Regions from separate parts of the Homo sapiens genome. Here regions 1 and 2 are each linked to region 3. Evidence: chromatin loops called from intact Hi-C (ENCODE). Cell type or tissue: OCI-LY7. All regions are shown on one strand. Each heading gives the region's core, and the rest is flanking DNA. Links, peaks and the distances in the headings are about the cores only.

Region 1 (6,953 bases), core at 4-5,003, 260 kb before region 3:
GACGCTGTAGTGGGGCATGGCTCAGCCAACGCCGTGCCCTTCCTCGCTGGAACAGAGGTTGTTCCAGATACAACTCTCTTTGTCAAGTGTCTCAAGTATGGAGTAAAAAATGTTCACCTGCCCGGCTCCCCAGGGGAAAGGCTATCCATTCAGAAAGTAGCTATTTGTGGCTTTAACCGGGATGAAATAAATGACGGCAGAGGACGTTTGAAGGCGGCCCCGGCCCGAGGACAGAAGTCCCCGGCCAGCCGTGCTGGGGTGGGGGAGGGCCGAGGGTGGGGACGGGGATCTGGGGCCGCTCACATGCAAATGCGCCGGGACAATCCGGCCGGGCGCCTCTGCGCCTCCGGGAGGCCGAGGCAGGAACAAAGCATTAGCATTTTCTACATGTGAAAGGCCTGCATTCCTGGGCGGGGAGGCCCCCGGGGCGCCGCCCCCCTCTTCCCATTCACACTCGGGACCACACAGAGCGCCTCTCGCGCCAAAAGCTCCGAGGTTCGTTTCAGCTTTTCTTTTCATCCGAGCGATGCATACGAAATGTAGATATTTCCCTAAACGCCGGCTTTGACATTTAATGCGATCCTAAGTAGTCTGAAATGTGGACGGGATTAGGAGGAGGCTGGGGGCCCACAGGGACACTTGGCCAAATCCCCCTAAATCCTCCAGGACAATTGTTTGTCACCACACGGATTCCTATTGCCCCAAATGAGGGGGCTAATGAACTTCGCTGCCTCCTCCCGTCGCAGCCCCACTCCCACCCTGGAGCCTGCATTTCTGCCCAGTCCTTTCTAGGAAGAAAGGGAAGATGAATTTTTAAATTGCAAGTTTTCTGCATGGGTTTGGTTACTTTAGTCCAGGCCAAGTTGACTTGGAGGATTGACTTTGACCAGTAACTAACCCACCCGTCCCGGGCTACTATTTAACTCTCACTCCATAAAGGCGCAGAGGTCAAGGATGCTGAGGCCCTGTGAATCTTGGGCTTATGTTAATAGGCCTTCACCACCTTGAAAGAAGTAGGCCCTGGGTGTCGTTGCCAGGCCTAGAAAGGACATGTCACCAAAAATTCTGTTTAGCAGGCTTTATTGTTCACCTAGAACAATCCACACACTGTATAATGCACAGCCTGTCTTCAAAGGTACTTACAATCCAGTAGGGGAAAGAAAATGGTCAACAAAGAACACGTCATGAAAGACATGCGCTTGCAGATTTGCCTAGTTACTATGGGGCTGAAACAAAAAAGCTTCTGGGACCAGAGCATGCCCTCAGTAAGCATGTGTGAAATGAAGAGTGGGGGCATAAGAGGAAATCCCTTGGAGGAGGATAGGGCTATGGAGAGGCAGTGTGGGATGCCCAGGATGTTGACACATTAAAACTGGAAGGGAGAAAATTTTAGGCAGCAGAAGAGACTGAAGCAAAGCTCTGAGGGTAGGAAATGGTGACTCCTTTTAGGGGATGGCAGAGAATCCAGTGGTGGAACAAATGGGGCATAAGGGAGGGATTAATAGTAGCTAAACTGGGTGTGGTGGCTCATGCCTGTAATTCCAGCACTTTGGGAGGTGGGAGGATCACTTGAGGCCACGAGTTTGAGACCAGCCTGGGCAACATAGTGAGACATTGTCTCTGCTTTAAAAAAAGAAAAAGGCTAAGTAGGAAGGGCAGAAAGAGACCTTCAGGTATCCCTGAAGCAACCCCTAGGCAGGAGCCAGAGCTGTGCTATAGGAAGTTACAGGCTGTGGTGAGGAAGAAAGGGTGGGAGAAGGAATCTGAGGCAAGGAGACCGGGTACCTCTTGTCATCACAAGATGAGGTCCTGGGCAAGGCAGGAAAGAATAGGATGAGAACACAGGATGCCACTAGGTGTTGAGCAAATCAAAAGTGAAGGAGGACTGGGTGCAGTGGTTTGCACTTGTAGTCCCAGCTACTAGGGAAACTGAGGTGGGAAGATCATTTGAACCCAGGAGTCTGAGGCCAGCCTGGACAACATAGTGAGACTCCGTCTCAGAAAAAAAGTGAAGGAGGTGGTAATTTATCTCAAGGAGTCCCCCTCCATTCCCCACTGTCCAGCCTCAGTGCTGTTATATAATCTTTGCTTTGATATCACTTTTACATGATACAGTGAAAATTATGGTGTTCCCTTTCAAACATTTGGGAGTTCAAGGCACATTCAGCAATGGTACAATGGCCGCACCCTTAAACATCATTCTAATCCTATGAATTAGTATCCCCATTTTACAGATGAAGAAACTCAGGCACAAAGAAGCAAAGCAACTTGTTTCATATCAAAATTGTTCCAGAGAGAGAACCAAGATTTGAAGCCAGTCGGGCTAGAGGGTCCATGATGTCATCAGTCACTTTTCTCCAGGTGGCTTCCAAGAACAGGGAGGAATGAGAGAGACTCAGAGGTAGCACTGAGATGAAGGAAGTACAGAGGGAGACTGGGCTGAGCAGGCCCTTTCGGTAACAAGAGGGATAAGTGAACTCACCTGTATTAAGTGTCCACCAGGCACACTTTGCATGCATCATCTCATTTTAATCCTCACACTAGGCCCTGAAGAAAAGCATTTTACAAACTGGTCAAAAAACCTCAAGAGAGATGAAGTCATTTGCTCAAAGTCACTTAGATTGAGTAAGGGCAGAGCTGTCAGAAAACTAGTCAGAAAGGGACTATGAGAGGTGACACTCTGATATGAAAGAGGAGGCGGAGGGTGCATAGTTTCCACATGCAGGCAGATGGCAGTGCATTGGGCAAGGCCATGCAAGGTTGCTGGCCTGTGTTCCAGTCAAGGGCATGGCTTTAACAGAGCTCTGCAGGAGGCTGTTAAGGGCCGGAGGGCACAAGGGAAGACTACTACAGCTGTTCTGAGGGTTCATGCCATGTGGTTTGGGAGACACTTGCAACAACATCCTCCTGGGTCCATGAAGAAATTCATGAGGTCGATTTTGTCCCGTATTGTAGATGATGCAGCTGAATGAGTGGTAGAGCTTCAATAGACCTAATGGCTCTCAGAATTCAAAACCCCAGCAAAGGCCAGGCACGGTGGCTGATGCCTGTAATCCCAGCACTTTGGGGGGCTGAGGCAGGTGGATAGCTTGAGCTCAGGAGTTTGAGATCAGCCTGGGCAACATAGCGAAAACCCGCTTCTACAAAAAATACAAAACTGGGCATGGTGGCTCTTGCCTGTAGTCCCAGCTACTCGGGAGACTGAGGTGGGAGGACCACTTGAGCCCAGGAGGTCCAGGTTGCACTGAGCCTTGATAGAGCCACTGCAACATTTGCCTGGGCAACAAAGCAAGACCATAGAACAACAACAACAACAAAACCCAAAAACCTAAAAACGTAAACCCCAGCAAATAAGTTGCCATATTTTGAGACTGATGCCTATGGTTCTCATATCTGCTAAATTCCAGAAAACCATATACCATAGAAGAAACTGTATTTACCAGGGAAGATACAAAGGGGGAAGAAACTGGGAACAACCAGGAAAAACTTTAGTAAGTGACATTTAAATCCTTTTTTTTTTTTTTTTTTAGACAAGAGTCTTGCCCTGTCACCCAGGCTGGAGTGTAGTGGCACGATCCTGGCTCACTGGAACCTCCATCTACCAGGTTCAAGTGCTTCTCCTGCCTCAGCCTCCCGAGTAGCTGGGATTACAGGCACCCGCCACCACGCCCAGTTAATTTTTATATTTTAGTAGAGACGGGGATTTCGCCATATTAGCCAGGTTGGTCTCGAACTCCTGACTTCAAATGATCCACCCGCCTTGGCCTCCCAGAGTGCTGGGATGACAGGCGTAAACCACCAAACATGGCCAAAAGCCTTTTTGTATAGATAGGGTTGTTACTAGAAAGGGGTCCCGATCTAGACTCCAAGAGAATTCAGAAAGACTTCAGCGTAAGTCTGTAAAGTGAAAGCAAGTTTATTAAGAAAGTAAAGGAATAAAGAATGGCTACTACACAGGCAGAACAGCCCTGAGAGCTGCTGGTTGCCCATTTTTATGGTTATTTCTTGATGATGTGCTAAACAATGGGTGGATTATTCATGTTTCCCCTTTTTAGACCATATAGAGTAACTTCCCAATGTTGCCATGGCATTTGTAAACTGTTATGGCGCTGGTGGGAGTGTAGCAGTGAGGATGTCACTCTCATCACCATCTTGGTTTTGGTGGGTCTTAGCTGGCTTCTTTACTGCAACCTGTTTTATCAGCAAGGTCTTTATGACCTGTATCTTGTGCTGCCCTATCTCATCCTGTGACTTAGAATGCCTTAAGCCTTAACCACATGGGAATGCAGCCCAGTAGCTTTCAGCCTTATTTTACCCAGCTCCCATTTAAGATGGAGTTGCTCTGGTTCAAACCCCTCTGACAGAGTTACCTCAGTTAGCAGAGGTGGCTTTAACAAAATGGGGCAGGAAAAATAGGTGGGAAGAAGCCTTCCTGGCTATGGGAACCAGTATGAGTCCAGACACAGAGGTGAAGAACTTATATTTAATTTGCTGGGCTCTGCTGACAGTAGGCAGTGGAAGGAAAAGCTGAGCTGCTGGAACATTAATCTGAAAAACACTGAATTGGCCTCCCTTAGGATGTGCAGGGCTATGCCAGCAACTGCAGCAGGCATGGTTATGACATCTTTGCCAGGCTTCCCTGCAGCTTAGGATGGCTCCATGACATGATGTGACAAAAGAGATGTTAAGCTCAAGGCTGCTGAGGTTTCTAAGAAAGTTTTGTTCCAGATAGTCTCCCATCAAGATTAGCTAGTTTTTGCCCTGTTTTTCTTGCCTTCAATGTTGATGTGATACTGGAATATCTTGTGACTATGGAAACAAATGCCCAAATGCTGAGGACAGTGGCATGGAAAAACAGAGCTGAGTCCTGGATGGCATCACGGGACACTAGAACCCAGGCCAGCAGCTGCCTTCATATCCCCTTCTCAAGTGAGAGAAAAATAATCTTTAAGTCACAGACCTATTTTTTGCTACTTGCAGCCAAATATAGTCTTATTTAATATAGGACCTGCCCTACCCTTACTAGGTATTGCCTGCTTTCCCATAAACAAACCAGCATGCAGAGAAAGTTCTAATTTCTTGATTTCTCTAAAGATGTGTTTTTTTGAAGTACAATTATAGGGCTTTTCCCCTTCATACTACCATGACTATGTGAGTTCCTAGCGATTTATGAAGTCTGTGGACTCACTCTCCAGAAAATTCCCAGGCAAAGCAATTCTGCTCATTTGAGTGGGTCTCACAGTACTGCTGTCGGTCTGGAGTATGGGAAAGCAGAGACGGCAGACTTAAACCAACAGCAGTGCAGATTACGGGTCCTATGGTCCTACTTAGAAGGGGCTTCAAGAGGTCCAAGGAAGCTAGGCTATCTCTGCTTTCTGTGTCCACCTGTAAAAATCTACTCTGTGTACAAAACAACTACAATGTGGCACTCGATCAATGGAGCCCCTACATCCATCCATCCATGTTTAAAAAGAGGAGGATATTCTCCCCTTCTTTGAGTCTGTTGGCAATGCCTATCTCAGTCACAAATATTCAGTTCTAGTATATATCATTACCTGAGTTCCGCTTCCTGTCAGCAACAGAATAATTCAGATAGGCTGGGCTCGATGGCTCACGCCTGTAATCCCAGCATGTTGGGAGGCTGAGGCGGGCGGATCACCTGAGGTCCGGAGTTCGAGACCAGCCTGACTAACGTGGAGAAACCCCCATCTCTACTAAAAATACAAAATTAGCCAGACATGGTGGCGCATGCCTGTAATCCCAGCTACTCTGGAGGCTGAGGCAGGAGAATCACTTGAATCTGGGAGGCGGAGGTTGCGATGAGCCGAGATCGTGCCATTGTACTTCAGCCTGGGCAACAAGAGCAAAACTCCGTCTCAAAAAAAAAAAAACGGCCAGGTGCAGTGGCTCACACCTGTAATCCTAGCACTTTGGGAGGCTGAGGCGGGTGGATCACAAGGTCAGGAGTTCCAGACCAGCCTGACCAACATGGTGAAACCCCATCTCCACTAAAAATACAACAATTAGCCAGGCGTGGTGGCGGGCACCTGAAATCCCAGCTACTCAGGAGGGTGAGGCAGGAGAATCACTTGAACTCAGGAGGCAGAGGTTGCAGTGAGCCGAGATTGTGCCACTGCACTCCAGCCTGGGAGACAGAGCAAGACTCCGTCTCAAAGGAAAAAAAAAAAGAATAATTCAGATAAAGTTTCAGATAAATCAGTACTTATCCACACACTTGTCTCTCTAGTTCTGAAACTGAGGTAACATGTAGATTCAGCTAATGTGTCTCCAAACTAGGGAAGTGAAGCATTGTGACGTTAAGGGATATTCCTAAATGGCAAGCTTTGATGAATCTACCAAACACCATCTTAACTAGGGGGACACCCAATTTACTAGAGCAAATCCACATTGTCTTTTGTTTGTTTGAGACAGGGTCTCACTCTGTCACTTAGGCTGGAGTGCAGTGGTGCCATCATAGCTCACTGCAGTCTTGAATTCCTAGGCTCAAACAATCCTCCCACCTCAGCCTCCAGAATAGTTAGGACTACTGGCATGGGCCACCATGTCCAGCTTTTAAAAATGTTTCAGAGACAGAGTCTTGCTATGTTGCTCAGGCTGGTCTTGAACTCCTCAAGTGATCCTCCCGCCTTGGTCTCCCAAAACATTGGGATTACAGATGTGAGCCACTGCACCCACTTGTATTGTTTTTTCCCCCTACTTAATGTTAGTGTATATACATCCTATTGGCAAATTTTGTCAACGTCAATCCCACAACACATAACTGTCTCTTGGGAAGAAGCTATTAAATTCTTGTTTGCATTTGCAAAAGGGTTAGTAATGAACCTTGAACTGCCTGCCAGCAGACTCCAGAACCTAGGAGAGTGAACAAGGCCAGTACACTGAACCCTGTTGTATTTGCACTTTTTAAGCAAATGATTCCTAACAGATCAGTT
Region 2 (6,953 bases), core at 4-5,003, 560 kb before region 3:
CTCCTGCCTTGGCCTCCCAAATTGCTGGGATTACAGGCATGAGCCATTGTGTCCGGGCCCTTCTGTATTTAATTAACTGGGATCCAGTGGAGAATTTTCCATTGTCAATGTTTTGATAACCCTGAAATACAGTTTTTATGTGAAGGGGAAGTAAACTGCTTGACTCTTTCTCTGTATTTATCACTTTTCATAGTAATGAGTTGGTACTCTAGCAGTCTCCAAAAGTGACCAATGAATTTTTTCTCCCTGTAAATTACGATGAACTGATAGGTGTTAATATACACGTAGTCATATTTTTTAAATTGATATATCTCTTAAGTCTCTCACATGCTCGCTCTCTCTGTCTCTCATTTTGACACTCAGATTTCTCCCCAAGAACAGTGGGAGCCTCTTCAGGTTCGCGCCTGTGCCTCACATCTAACTGGCCACCATCCTGGAATGTCCTCCTTCTGCCTCCTGCCCACCTCATTGTCACCACCGTGGGCCATAGCCACATCTCTTCTGCCTTTTTTGCCCATTCAGGAAAAAGCCAAACATTTGAAAACACATATCTGGTCCTATCATTCTTTCATTTCAGTTGCTCTCCATGGCTCTCAGCATAAAATCCGGGCCCTTGAATCTGGACTTCAGGGCTCATTCGATCTGGCCCTGGCCTCCTCCTCTGCCTCAGCAGCTGCCATGTTTCAACTATATTGAGGCTCTGTGGCTCCTGGCCTGTAGTCCTGCCCTCCCTCCCCCAGGCCTCACACGCAGTTTTCTCCATCTGTGTCACCTTCCCCCATGGCTAACTTCGCTTTATCCTAGGCCTTGGCTCAGGCCAGTGGTTCTCAACCTTGGCTGCACATTACATCATCTAGGCAGCTTTAAGAAATTCCAATGTCTGGGTTCCTCCCAAGACCAATTAAAACATGAATGTCTGGGGGTGAGGTCAACTTTGCTTTTTTTTTTTTTTTTTGAGACAGAGTCTCGCACTGTCGCCCAGGCTGGAGTGCAGTGGCACAATCTCGGCTCACTGCAAGCTCCGCCTCCCAGGTTCACGCCATTCTCCTGCCTCAGCCTCCTGTGTAGCTGGGACTACAGGCACCTACCACCACGCCCGGCTAATTTTTTTTTTGTATTTTTAGTAGAGATGGGATTTCACTGTGTTAGCTAGGATGGTCTCGATCTCCCGACCTCGTGATCCACCTGCCTTGGCCTCCCAAAGAACTTTGCTATTTTTAAAAGCTTGCGTAGATGATTTTGCTGTGCAGCCAAGATTGAGAAACACAGTTTGGGGTGTTTCTTCCTTTGAGAAACTTGCCCTTGCCCCTCCCCTCAACCCTGCCATGCCTGGGTTCCCTGCCATTTATTTCTGCTGCAGCATTCTGCTCTAACCCTTACTTTACCGCCTCGACCTCACTGTGTTAACCCTTGGGTTTCTTCTAGGCTAGATGGAAGCTCCATATGGGTTGTGGCCACATCTGTGTGGTTCTTGTCTGTGATTACTCAGCACGTAAGAGGTGCTTGGTAATACTATATTTGTAAATGGATGGTAGGGAGATATTTAGACTAGACTGAGGTCATTGGAGGGTAGAGACAGTGTCCCACCATGTATGGGACAAAGGCCAGATTCCATTGTCTCCCACCATCATTTTTTCCCAGCCTTATCTCCTGCTCCTCTGAACTTTTTCACTTAGACAGGTGGATTTCAAACAGCTCTACCCTTTTCCGAATTCTGCCAGTAGTTGCTTGGCCTCCTTTCTACCTGTCTAATGAATGTTCCCACCTCATGGGCCACCTTTGAACTTAGGAAACTTGTGAGGAACACTTATTTGACACTTAGCCATGTATATACTATGAGAATGTTTTCAAGAGCATCCATTGAGACACCTGGTGTAAGAAATAATTTTTCTATTTTTGTGAGTTTAGGGGACTTTTCCTTTGAACAGAAATTAAAACCTTATTTACTAGAAGAATAAAGTGATGTTAAATTGACACTTGCCCTTTTAAAAATGATTCTTAGTTGTTTGTGTTTATTTAGCTTTATTGAGATGTAATTCACTTACAGTGAAGCTCTCCATTTGCCCCTATGAATTCTTCTCTGAGTTGTTTAACTTCCGCTCGCCAGTTGGATTTCAGGCATGTGTGATCTAGGACTCATGCTGCCACAGTTGCTTCCAAATACAGCTTCAAGGGCAACCCCCAAAGCCACCATGGACTATGATGCTACTGTGACTAGAGCTAGTATTGTGACCTTTGAAAGCCTAAAGATGCACAAGGAATCTGACCCATAATGGAAAGCACTAGTTAGTTGGCTTCTTAAAACCCTGGTTCTCTTGGCTCCTGTGGCCTGTTGCTGCCTTATCCACCAGAGGGCAGTGTTCCACTCGGCTTAACAGTCGAACCCCCACCCCCACCACCCGTTGAGGTCTTGCCTTTCAAAATCCTAACATTTTAGCTCCTGAAGTGACCCCAAAACAGTGTTTCTTAAAATCGTGCTTGGTAGAAATAAATCTTACATTGCAACCAAATATACATGCGTACATATACAACTCCACATATGTATATATAACAAAAGTTTTATAAAGTAATACTTTACTATGTGTAATATTCTTTCTTTCTTTCTTTCTTCCTTCCTTCCTTCCTTCCTTCCTTCCTTCCTTCCTTCCTTCCTTCCTTCCTTCCTTCCTTCCTTCTTTCTCGTTCTTTCTTTTGACGGAGTCTCGCTCTGTCACCTGGCTGGAGTACAGTGGCATGATCTCGGCTCACCGCAACCTCCACCTCTCCGGTTCCAGGGATGCTCCTGCCCCAATCTCCCGAGTAGCTATTTTTTTTTTTAATTTTTGGTAGAGACGGGGTTTCACCATGTTGGCCAGGATGCTTTCGATCTCCTGACCTCGTGATCCACCTGCCTCAGCCTCCCAAAGTGCAGGGATTACAGGCGTGAGCCACCGCACCCAGCCTCTATTTTCTTTCTTGCCTTTTTTTTTTTTTTTTGAGACAATGTCTTGCTCTGTCACCCAGGCTGCAGTGCAGTGGCATGAACACGGTTCACTGCACTCTCAACCTTCTGGGCTCAAGCAGTCCTCCCACCTCAGCCTCCCAAGTAGCTGGGAGCATAGGCGTGTGCCACCAAGCCTGCTTAATTTTTGTTTGTTTGTTTGTTTGTTTTTTTGTAGAGACGAGGCCTCGCTGAATTGCCTAGGCTGGTCTTGAACTCCTTAGCTCAAGTGATCCTCCAACCTTGGCCTCTCAAAGTGCTAGCATTATAGGCATAAGCAACGGTGCCTGCTATTCTTTGATTTTTATTTTTATTTATTTTATTATTTTTTTGAGACAGAGTCTCGCTCTGTCGCCCAGGCTGGAGTGCAGTGGTGTGATCTCAGCTCACTGCAACCTCCGCTTCCCGGGTTCAAGCGATTCTCGTGTCTCAGCCTCCCAAGTAGCTGGGATTATAGACGTGCACCACCATGCCCGGCTAATTTTTGTATTTTTGGTAGAGATGGGGTTTCACCATGTTGGCCAGGCTGGTCTTGAACTCCTGACCTCAGGTGATCCACCTGCCTTGGCCTCCCAAAGTTCTGGGATTACAGGTGTGAGCCATCATGCCTGGACAATTCTTTCATTTTTAAAAGATGCTTATTGCCACCAAAAATGAGTTTATTATTCACAAATCAGGTCATGGCCCACAATTTTACAAATATTGCCTTAAATGCCTTAAAGTTCTTTTAGTCTAATACCCTGGATAGTTATGGATGAAGAGAGGTAGGGTTAGAGATGGGACTTATCCAGGTCACTATGGGATTCAGAGCAATATCTAGGATGGGGCGTCAGGCTCTGGAGTTTTAATCCATTGCTTTTTGCCCTGTATTTTACACTTAGAATTTTGTTAATGGGTCTTGGTTATCCCAGTGACATTGTTGTTGAGGTGCATCCAGTGCTCAGGCAGGTCACAGCAACAATGGCGTGTGTGCGTGCATGCGTGTGTGTGTGTGATGTTCCCCAGCCCCATGAACAGCACAGTGGAATATCATCTCAGCCACTGATTGTCAGCTCAGTGCTGGCCTCTAGAAGCTAAGCCTTATGGAATCCTGCATGTGGATCCTCTTAGATGATTTCTCTTACCTGAGTACCCCTGGTGGACCTGGCTTAGCAATGGTTTGTATGATAGCTCAGAAAACAAGCATTAAGTCCATCAGCACATTATACAAATTCAATAGGCAGAGAGTCACTTGCTACTCTCAAAGGATCGGCTTCTGAAATGCAGAAGGTGGAAGTTCTCATGTGACCCCATCCTTGCTCTGTAGAATGCCACCCAGAGGATGTTTGAAATTGACTATAGCCGGGACTCCTTCCTCAAGGATGGCCAGCCATTTCGCTACATCTCAGGAAGCATTCACTACTCCCGTGTGCCCCGCTTCTACTGGAAGGACCGGCTGCTGAAGATGAAGATGGCTGGGCTGAACGCCATCCAGACGTAAGTAGGAGGGCATGTGGCTCTCACCTAGGCCTGAACACCCACTCTGGAGAGAAGATACAACTGTATTTCTCAGGGTGGCTATTTTATTGCTCAGAAATGGGAAATGGTCCAGTGTGATGTTCTGGGAGGGGCTTGTCATGAGCCGGACTGGCCCTTTTTCAAATAATTAACTACTTCTTCCAATCTTCAATTTTAATCATCAGAAATCATTAAATAAATAGCTTAAAAAGGAAAAGGATGGGGGAAGCAAACAGAAGTAACAATGATTGAGCACTTACCAGATACAGGGCACTTTATACTAATGATTCCATTTCCTCGAGATAGGTATTATTGTTCCTGTTTATAGCTGGTGAAACTGAAATTTGCCCAAGGCCATATCTTTGGTCAGAGGTTCAGCTAGTATTTGAAGGGAAGGGAAGGCATGCAGGCAGCTGTAGCACAGGTATGGCTGTAGTCATACAAAAAGCTAGGTTAACAGGAGAAAAGCATAACAGATATGTAAGTTTTATCTGACATGAGAGTCTTCAGAAAAGAAGACCCAAGGAAAACTTTTTACACTTAGATTCCATGAAAGGTTCTGACCTAATGGTGGTGGACTGAAGTGGGAAACCCTCAAGGCCTGCCTCAACAGATTCTTCTTGGCCTTTCTGGGTGGCATTCCTTCCTTCTGGGTATGGAGCAGGACCCCTCTGCAATGAGGGTCTAGAAGGGAGAAGGGAGAGGTGACCTTTCTAGGTTTTCTGGCTTGCTTTGGGAGAGAGGGGTTCTAATTTCTATGACCCACACTGGGGGAAGATGAATTCTGGTTTGACTTGCTTCAGGGGAGAAGGAGGGGTGGGCAACAGAAGAGCAGGAGAAGGCCAGAGAAAGAAGATTTGCTTCTAAGGCCTTCCGATCTCCTTTAGTTCAAAGTACTTAGCATGCCAAGGTGCCATACTTTGGGGTATTGTTTTCTGAGCCCCAATAACAGAATAAGCCTTGTGCTTAGGTAGATTTCTGAAACCCAGTTTGGCTTTGTGGTTCTGCTGCGGTAATTGTATAACTTCAGGGTGTAGAATTATCCCAATAGCTATCTCTCTGCATCTCTTTTGCTATTGCAAAGTAACTAACTAACAGGCAAGAAAGTTGGTGTGGCTGGCTGCTCTGGCTCTTGCAGTGCTGATGTGGATTGCTGATAACTTCTCAAAGATGAAGAGTGAGAAAACCCAGAGGCAGATTCCGAAGATAGATACTTAGGGAGAATGCGCTCATTATTCTGGTTCTAAGGCCACTGGCAGAGTGAACCCAAGTTCACCTGTTTATAATTCCGACAGTGAGTTCTGGAAGACCAAGACTGTTCCAGGGAACCCTGAAATCATGGGATCACACACACGCAAAATGACACAACCCAGGGTCTTCAAAGAGAGCTTTGTGATGGTAATGGATGGCTCCATATTTAACTTTGTATCCCATGCTGTCTGTAGGTAGACAGAGGAGCTGGTAGAAGGTTTTGTCATTTTACCTCCTGCCACATGATTCCTGACAAAATCTTTTGTCAGAGGATCTAGGGCTTGGAGTTTTTCCTACACGTACTAAAAATTATTTCTTCAAAAAATAAATATGTCTCTTACTACTTTTCAGCAAAATATTCTTATTTTTCCTAAGCCTCACATGGACATATATAATTTTTATTTTTATTTATTAAAACAATTTTTTAGAGCTGGGGTCTTGCTCTGTCACCTGGCTGGAATGTAGTGGCTCAATCATAGTTCACTGAAACCTTAAAGTGGGCTCAGGTGATCCTCCCACCTCAGCCTCCTGAGTAGTTGGGATTACAGGCACTGCTACCACACCAGCTAATTTTTTTGTTTTGCTTTGTTTTTAGAGATGAGGTCTCACTATGTTTCCCATGGTGGTCTTCAACTCCTGGACTCAAGCGATCCTACTGCTTTGGCCTCCCAGAGTGCAGGGATTACAGAAGAGAGCTACTGTGCCCAGCTATAATTTTTATGTAATAGGAATTAGTGCTGATATAACTCTGGAGTTTTCTGTTGTTGTTGTTGATTTTAAGAAGTGTCCCCATGAAGTCTGACTAGCTTGGGGAGCTGCTGTAAAAATTCATAACAAGGCCCCTCCCAAGAGGCTGCCAAGCGGGAAGGTCTATGTGTCCTGTGGTTTATGGTTCTACACCATATCTTTCTCTATAGACAGTTTAGAAATTTATGTAGGATACTGGATTTTTGAGCTCTTTCCCCTTCCACAGAGCACCTCAATTCAATTATTTATGCAAAATATAATTACAAAAAGCTAAAAACCTGACTTACAAACAAGTATATAATGGACATATGTCAGAAATTTATTTAACTGGATAAAGAAAATGTGGTACATATACACCATGGAATACTACAAAAATCACAAAAAAGAATGAGATCATGTCCTTTACAGCAAACTGGATGCAGCTGGAGGCTATTATCCTGAGCAAACACAGGGACAGAAAACCAAATACCACATGTTC
Region 3 (8,491 bases), core at 1,455-6,454:
GTCCCAGCTACTCGGGAGGCTGAAGCAGGAGAATCGCTTGAACCCGGGAGGCGGAGGTTGCAGTGAGCTGAGATCATGCCACTGCACTCCAGCTTGGGCAACAGAGTGAGACTCCATCTCAAAAAAAAAAAAAAGTGAATTTTATGTGAATTATATATAATTTTTTAAAAAAGAATTTCCATGACTTACCAGCAACATGAGAGTTGCAGTTGCTCCACATCCTTGTCTACACAAACTATTGACTGTCTGCAGTTTTAGACATTCTGCAGATGTATGGTAGGATCTTGTGGTTTAAATTGTGTTTCCTTGATAACTAATGAAGTTAAGCATATTTCATGTGTACTGGCCTTTGGATATCCTCTTTTGTAAAGTACTTGTTTAAGAGTCTTGTCCTTTTTGGAGGCGGAGGGGGCGACTGTATGACTTTTTCTTATTTATTTATTTTTTTAAGACGGAGTTTCGCTCTTGTTGCCCAGGCTGGAGTGCAATGGCGTGATTTCGGCTCACCACAACCTCTGCCTCCTGGGTTCAAGCGATTCTCCTGCTTCAGCCTCCCAAGTAGCTGGGATTACAGGCATGAACCACCATGCCAGGCTATTTTGTATTTTTAGTAGAGATGGGGTTTCTCCATGTTGGTCAGGCTGGTCTTGAACTCCTGACCTCAGATGATCCACCTGCCTCGGCCTCCCAAAGTGCTGGGATTACAGGTGTGAGCCACTGTGCCTGGCCTGACTTTTTCTTATCGTCTCATTCTTTTTCCGTCCTTCCTTCCTTCCTTCCTTCCTTCCTTCCTTCCTTCCTTCCTTCCTTCCTTCCTTCCTCCCTCCCTCCCTCCCTCTCTCTCTCTCTTTTTCTTTCTTTCTTTCTTTTTTACAGAGTCTCACTCTGTTGCCCAGGCTGGAGTGCAGTGGTGTGATCTCGGCTTACTACAACCTCCACTTCCCAGATTCAAGCGATTTTTGTGCCTCAACCTCCTGAGTAGCTGGGATTCCAGGCATGCACCACCACACCTGGCTAATTTTTGTATTATTAGTAGAAATGAGGTTTCGCCATGTTGGCCATGCTGGTCTCGAACTCCTGACCTCAGGTGATCTGCCCACTTCAGCCTCCCAAAGGGTTGGAATTACAGGCGTGAGCCACCACACCCAGCCTTGTCTCATTCTTTACATATTCAGAATACTGCTTCCAGTCAGGTATGTATTGCAAATATCTTTTTCTACTCTGTGGTTTCCCTTTTCACTCTTATTGGTGTCTTTTGATGAATACAAGCTACTGATTTCAATATAGCTCAATTTATCAGCTTTTCTTTATGGTTATTGCTTTCATAACCTGTTTTTAAGAAGTCTTTGCCAGCTGGGCATGGTGGCTTACACCATAGTCCCAGCACTTTGGGAGGCCAAGGTGGGAAGATCACTTGAGCCAACTTGAGCCAAGGAGTTTGAGACCAGCCTGGGCAATACAGTGAGACCTCATCTCTACCAAAAATTTAAAAATTAACTGGGCATGGTGGCATGAGCCTGTAGTCCCAGCTACTCTGGAGGCTACAAGGAGGATCACTTGAGCCCAGGAAGTAGAGGTTGCAGTGAGCCATGTTCACGCCACTGCAGTGCAGCCAGGACAACAGAGCAAGATCCTGTCTCAAAAAAAAAAAAAGGCCTTTGCTAGCCCCAAAGTCATAAAGATATTCTATGATTTCATTTTTCTATGAGCTTTATTGTTTCACATTTCTACAATCCACTTGGAATTGATTTCTATGCATAGTGTGAAATAGGGGACAACATTCATTCTTAAAATGCAAATGTTCATTTAATCCAATGCCACTGTTAGAAAAAAAAAAACCAAAAAAACCATCCTTTCTTTACCATTCTGCAGTGCTATCTTGGTCACAATTTGACTGTTTATTTATGCAAACATCTATTTCTGGGCTTTTGAACCAATTAGTCAATTGCCACAGAAATTCTGGCATTTTTATTGGGATTGCATTGAGGATAACAATTTGGGGATAAATGTTACTTCGTTTTTGTTTTTTTTTTTTTTTGAGACAGAGTCTCGCCCTGTCGCCCAGGCCGGAGTACAATGGTGCGATCTCGGCTCATTGCAACCTCCACCTCCTGGATTCAAGCAATTCTCCTGTCTCAGCCACCCTAGTAGCTGGGATTACAGGTGCCCGCCACCACGCCCAGCTAATTTTTGTATTTTTAGTAGAGACGGGGTTTCACCATGTTGGCCAGGCTGGTCTCAAACTCCTGACCTCGTGATCTGCCCACCTCAGCCTCCCAAAGTGCTGGGATTACAGGCGTGAGCCACTGCGCCCTGCTGATAACTGTTATCTTTACAACATCGCCAAACTATGCACAGAATAGTCTTCCATTTATTATATATAGGTTTTTTTTCAGTTTCTCTTAGCAATGTTTGTAGTTTTCAGTGTGTACTCTTGTGTCTCCTTTTCGTTGCTTTTTGGGAGAGTATTTGGTTTTGATGGTATTATAAAATAAGATCCTTCTAAGATTTCTTTTTTTTTTTTTTTTTGAGACGGAGTTTGGCTCTCTTGTCACCCAGCCTGGAGTGCAATGATGCAATCTCGGCTCACTGCAACCTCTGCCTCCTGGGTTCAAGCAATTCTCCTGCCTCAGCCACCCGAGTAGCTGGGATTACAGGTGCCTGCCACCACGCCTGGCTAATTTTTGTATTTTTAGTAGAGACGGGTTTCACCAGGTTGGCCAGGCTGGTCTCGAACTACTGACCTCAGGTGATCCACACTCCTCGGCCTCCCAAAGTGCTGGGATTACAGGCGTGAGCCACCACACACGGCCTAAGATTTCATTTTACTTTGTTGCTCATATATATAAATACAGTTTTCATGTTGATTTCATCCAGCAACTTTACCTCCATTTATTTTATTTTATTTTTATTTTTTTGAGATGGAGTCTCCCTGTGTCGCCCAGGCTGGAGTGCAATGGTGCAATCTCAGCTCACTGCAACCTCCACTTCCCTGGTTCAAGTGATTCTCCCACCTCAACCTCTCGAGTAGCTGGGATTACAGGTGTCCGCCATCATGCGTGGCTAATTTTTGTATTTTTAGTAGAGACCGGGTTTTGCCATGTTGGTCCGGCTGGTCTTGAACTCCTGACCTCAAGTGATCCACTCGCCTCAGCCTCCCAAAGTGCTGGGATTAGCTACTCAGGAAGCTGAGGCAGGAGAATCGCTTGAACCCAGGAGGAGGAAGTTGCAGTGAGCTGAGAGATCACGGCACTGCACTCCAGCCTGGGCAACAGAGTGAGACTCCGTCTCCAAAAACAAACAAACAAACAAAGTGCTGGGATTACAGGCGTGAGCCACCACACCGGGCCACCTCTTCATTTATTAATGTAATGGTTCGCCTGTAATTTATTTTGGATTTTTCTACCTGTAGTTATGTAATCTGCAAATAATGACTTTTATCTCTTCCTTTGTAATGTCTTCTTGTTTATTACACCTATACTTCAATACAGATTATTATAGAACTGGTGAGAGGAAACATCTTTAATTGTTCCCCATCCCAGAGTAAAAACTTTCAATATTTCACCATTAAGTATATTTGCTGCGTGCTTTCTGTAGAGACTCTATCAAAAAAGGAAGTACTCTCAGATGAGAACAGGTCCTGGCAAAAAAAAAAAAAAAAAAAAAAAAAAAAAAGGAAGTGCTCTTTTTCTGTTGTTATTTGTCTGAGACGGAGTTTCACTCTTGTTGCCCAGGCTGGAGTGCAGTGGCGCAATCTCGGCTCACTGCAACCTCCGCCTTCCGGGTTCAAGCAATTCTCCTGCCTCGGCCTCCCGAGTAGCTGGGACTACAGGCATGTGCCACCACACCGGGCCAATTTTGTATTTTTAGTAGAGATGAGGTTTTTCCATGTTGGTCAGGCTGGTCTCCAACTCCCGACCTCAGGTGATCCGCCCACTTCAGCTTCCCAAAGTGCTGGGATTACAGGCGTGAGCCACTGCGCCCCACCTGGAAGTGCTTTTTTTCTAGTCAGTTTATGCTATGAGTTTTATCATGAATGGGTGTTTAATTTTATCAAATGCTGTCTTCATCTATAGAGATTATTTTCTTTTTTTCTATTAATGGTATGAGTACCTTACCTTTTTTTTTTTTTTTTTTTTTTTTTGAGATGGAGTCTCCCTCTGTCCCCCAGACTGGAGGGCAGTGTTGCTATCTCGGCTCACTGCAAGCTCCGCCTCCCGGGTTCACACCATTCTCCTGCCTCAGCCTCCCGGCAGCTGGGACCACAGGCACCCCCCCCCATGCCCGGCTAATTTTTTGTATTTTTAGTAAAGACCGGGTTTTACCGTGTTAGCCAGGATGGTCTCGATCTTCTGACCTCGTGATCCGCCTGCCTCGGCCTCCCAAAGTGCTGGGATTACAGGCGTGAGCCACCGCTCCCGGCCTACATTACCTTTTAAAATATTAAGCCAGCCAGGCGCAGTGGCTCACGCCTGTAATCCCAGCACTTTGGGAGATCGAGACAGGCAGATCACGAGGTCAGGAGATCGAGACCATCCTGGCCAACACGGTGAAACCCCATCTCTACTATAAATACAAAAATTAGCCGGGCATGGTGGCGGATGCCTGTAGTCCCAGCTACTCAGAAGGCTGAGGCAGGGGAATCACGTGAACCTGGGAGGTGGAGGTTGCAGTGAGCTGAGATGGTGCCACTGCACTCCAGCCTGGGCAACAGAGTGAGACTCCGCCTCAAAAAAAAAAAAAAAAAAAATTACGCCACCTTTGTATTCCTGGAAAAACCCCTATGCTGATCTTAATATATTAGTTGTATTGTATTCCTGATTTTGATTTGCTAACTTTTTTTAGAATTTTGCATTATGCTCCTGAGAAAGCCTAACCTGTAATTTTCATTTCCCCTAATGTTTTTGTCAGTGTTTTTTATCAATATTATGTTGACTTCATAAAACAATTCTGTTTGTGTTCTTTGTAAAGAGTTCATGTAAGATTGCTGTAGTACCTGTCAAATTTGTTTCTGTAGAATGATCAAATGTCACTTTATAAATCCCCTCATGGAACTGAATAATGAACCAAATGGTAATATCCACTATAGTTTTCTCACTTGGGGGCTTTCATTTAGACAGAAATTACTAGCTGTCTAAACTGGCAGAATCCCAGAATATGGGAGTTCTTCCTTCATGTAACAGTTACTAATGTTTTTACTAAATAGATGTTCCCCATGCTGAAATAAGATTGTAGAAAATGATGCCAGCCAATTCCTGCTGAATGTATAAGACTTATCCTGTGATCATTATCATTTTATAAAATTATAGGAAAAATGAGTGAATATTTCATTATAATAGGTTAAACTTTAATAAACCCTAGGGAGAAATTCAAGCTATGTATAGTATAGGATAATTTGCTAGAATTCTCACCTCTTCTTTCTTGAGCCACGTGGCCTAGTAAATGGCTAAGACATATGAATACCTTATTTGGAAACATCCCGAAGTATAATTCTAAACTGATTATAGGGGTGTGGTTTGGTTGAGGAAAATCATGACTATTATGTTAAGAAACTTCATCTATTATAGTTTAAGGCAGCAGGTAGCAAAATTGGCTTATATGAGGAATTATTTAAAACATTTGGACAATTCTTGTGTCAAATAGGAACAATGTTTAAAAGAAAAATGAAAAAGTGTTTATGTTCATTGCCTAGTAATTTCTTGGGCATCTTATACCAGGAAATGTCAGGAATAGCTGACACTGTATTCTCTTAAGTAACAGGGACATGGCAGGAACGAACACCAGCAACTTTTGGTTTTACTAATTTACCAAATTGTAATCCATACATATAATTAAAAATATGTGGTTATTAATGTGAAGAGGTGCTTGGAATTCAAGGATATTTTAAAAGATATCTCTATTTTACTTGGCTAGACTTAAAAAAATTTTTAACGTATTTCTCAATCAGCTGAAGATAGAGAGTAGATGGCAATAGTCATACTTTGAGAAATTGCAGATACACACACACAAAATACTTTGAGAAATTAGGGATACACACACACAGAGCACGAGAGAGAGAGAGAGACAGAGAGGGAGAGAATTATAAACACATATACACATTTGGTCACACTATATCACCACAGTCTTTTTAGAATTAGTTGGTAACAACTCTTTTCCATCTTATCTTGGGTTAGGAATATTTTTTAAAACTTAAATACAGTAATTCTCAAATTTTTTGGTCACAGGACTTCTTTGCACTCCTACTTGTTAAGGACCCCAAAGAGCTTTTGAAAATGTTTGTAATATTCATTTATATTTACCATATTGGAATAAAACTTAAACATTTTAAATATTAGTTCATTTATAAATAACAAATAATTTTTATGGGTTAACATAAATAACATTTTTAATGGAATATAACTTTCCCCAAACAAACAAAAAAGTATTGAAAATAATGTCATTGTTTTATATTTTTGTAAATCTCTTTAATGTCTTGCGTGATAGAAGAACAGCTGCATTCTCATATTTGCTGCATTCAATTTTATGTGTTACGTTGTTTTGGTTGAATTCTATAAAGAAAATCCAGCTTCACAGATATGTAGGTGGAAAAGATAGGAATATTTTAATAGCTTTTCCAAATAATTGTGAATTTTCTTTTTTGAGGCTAAAACTTGACAAGTGTTAGTTTTTTAAGGATTAAATGTAGTGTGGAATCCATTGGTCTATCCTACTCTTTTAAAAAAATTTTTTTAAATTTTAATTTTAATTTTTTTTGAGACAGCTCTGTCACCCAGGCTGGAGTGCAGTGGCTCCATCTCAGCTCACTGCAACCTCCACCTCCTAGGCTCAAGCGATCCTCCCACCTCAGCCTCCAGAGTTGCTGGGACTTCCAGGGCACATCATCACACCCAGCTAATTTTTTTTTGTATTTTTTTGTAGAGATGGGGTTTCACAATGTTGCCCAGGCTGGTCTTTAACTCCTGGACTGAAGTGATCCACCTGCCTTGGCCTCACAAAGTGCTGGGATTACAGGCGTCAGCCACCGCACCTGGTCCTATCCTACACTTTGAATAGATTGTTACCCCTATGTGAGTTTGTAACATCAATTTATTGATCTTTTAGAAAATATCAGTTTACTGAGTTTCAAGGATCTTCCAAGTATTGATATTTCATTAAAAAAATCACACAAAAAAGGATCTTCCAAATATTGACATTTCTTCAAAAAAATCACACTGTAGCCTGACATGGTGGTGCACACCTGTAGTCCCAGCTACTCAGGAGGCTGAGATGCGAGGACCACTTGAGCCTAGGAGTTTGAGACCAGCCTGGGCAACATAGGGAGACTCTGTCTCAAAAAAAAAAAAAAAAAAAAAAAAAAAGGCCCATTTGTTAATATTACTACTAATCTCACTAGAAAAGTCTAAGTGTTGGGAAGCTATCAAGCTCACTGGTTACATACAAGTGTTCCAAAATGCTAATTTTATTGGAAAGTTCAAATGTTATGAATGGCAACAAATGCTGTCAGTTGTATTCCTTGTATTGACAGGCTTATTTTGTTCATTTTTGAGAAAATGTCTGCCAAATACCTAAATCTGGAAACCTGTTCTTTCAAGTAAGATGGTGAAAAAAGTGGCTAGTTTTGCTTACTTATAACTCAATAGCACCAGTTCTTCTCCTAGAGCTGCCATTGTCACTCAGCATGCAGCAGAAATGCTATAGGTGTACTTCCTATCTTATCACATACAATTGTAAAAGGACTGGTACTAAATGACTGCAATGTAACAAAATTAATCATTTACTTGTTCATCAAGGGAATTTTTTAAGTGAAACTGGCTTTATTTTTTCCCATGTAGTGGTGAAGAATACAATGACTACAAATAGAGTTTGGCACCACTGCCTTGTTTTGTGCTACGGTGCTGGCAGTTTTACTCCACTAGCAGTGCAAACAAATGTCCTCAGTGAAAAAGGCAAATGACTTCTTAGTAGTCTTTTGAAAATAGTCTACTTTACAGAACCTCTGTAAGGAACCCCTGGTGGTGTACAAAAAAATACAAAAATTAGCTGGGTGTGCGTGCCTATAGTCCCAGCTACTCAGGAGGCTGAGGCAGGAGGATGGCTTGAGCCCGGGTGTAGGAGGTTGCAGTAAGCTGAGATCAAGCCATTGTACTCCATCCAGCTCTGGGCGACAAAGCAAAACCCTGTCTTGGCCGGGCGCGGTGGCTCACGCCTGTAATCCCAGCACTTTGGGAGGCTGAGGCAGGCAGATCACAAGGTCAGGAGATCGAGACCATCCTGGCCAACATGGTGAAACCCCATCTCTACTAAAATACAAAAAATTAGCCGGGTGTGGTGGCACGTGCCTGTAGTCCCAGCTACTCGGGAGGCTGAGGCAGGAGAATCGCTTGAACCTGAGAGGCAGAGATTGCAGTGAGCCGAGGTTGCGTCCCTACACTCCAACCTGGCAACAGAGCAAGATTCTGTCTCAAAAAAAAAAAAAAAAAAAAAGACATGA

What was found. A loop is a pair of places that touch in the nucleus more often than their neighbours do. Peaks named below come from ENCODE experiments on the same cell type or tissue, not always from the same donor. Only the 100,000 strongest peaks of a DNase experiment are listed, where the experiment ranks them.
Region 1: it touches region 3 in a loop (10-fold over the local background); 17 of 110 quality-filtered maps call a loop at or near these places.
Region 2: a loop joins it to region 3, with 5 times the contacts of the local background. A loop is called at or near these places in 8 of 110 quality-filtered maps.

Annotation. Positions count from the first base shown.
Region 1 is chr3:32,774,390-32,781,342 of GRCh38, reverse strand. No RefSeq gene overlaps it. Among named protein-coding and RNA genes, the nearest start is that of TRIM71, 40 kb to the left of the region's middle. RefSeq lists enhancers at 1-46, 1-62, 47-768, 769-1,489 and a silencer at 6,752-6,953. In OCI-LY7, for the core only: a CTCF peak has its summit at 2,675; no DNase peak of the experiment used is centred there; H3K4me3 peaks cover 686 bases.
Region 2 is chr3:33,070,047-33,076,999 of GRCh38, reverse strand. GLB1 (galactosidase beta 1) reads left to right here. Exons shown (of 16, transcript NM_000404.4): 2 at 4,287-4,456. Among named protein-coding and RNA genes, the nearest start is that of GLB1, 24 kb to the left of the region's middle. In OCI-LY7, for the core only: CTCF peaks have their summits at 2,149 and 2,352 (motif pointing right); a DNase peak (open chromatin) is centred at 2,359.
Region 3 is chr3:32,511,719-32,520,209 of GRCh38, reverse strand. No RefSeq gene overlaps it. Among named protein-coding and RNA genes, the nearest start is that of MIR548AY, 9.6 kb to the right of the region's middle. In OCI-LY7, for the core only: a CTCF peak has its summit at 4,009; a DNase peak (open chromatin) is centred at 3,649; H3K4me3 peaks cover 637 bases; H3K27ac peaks cover 1,100 bases.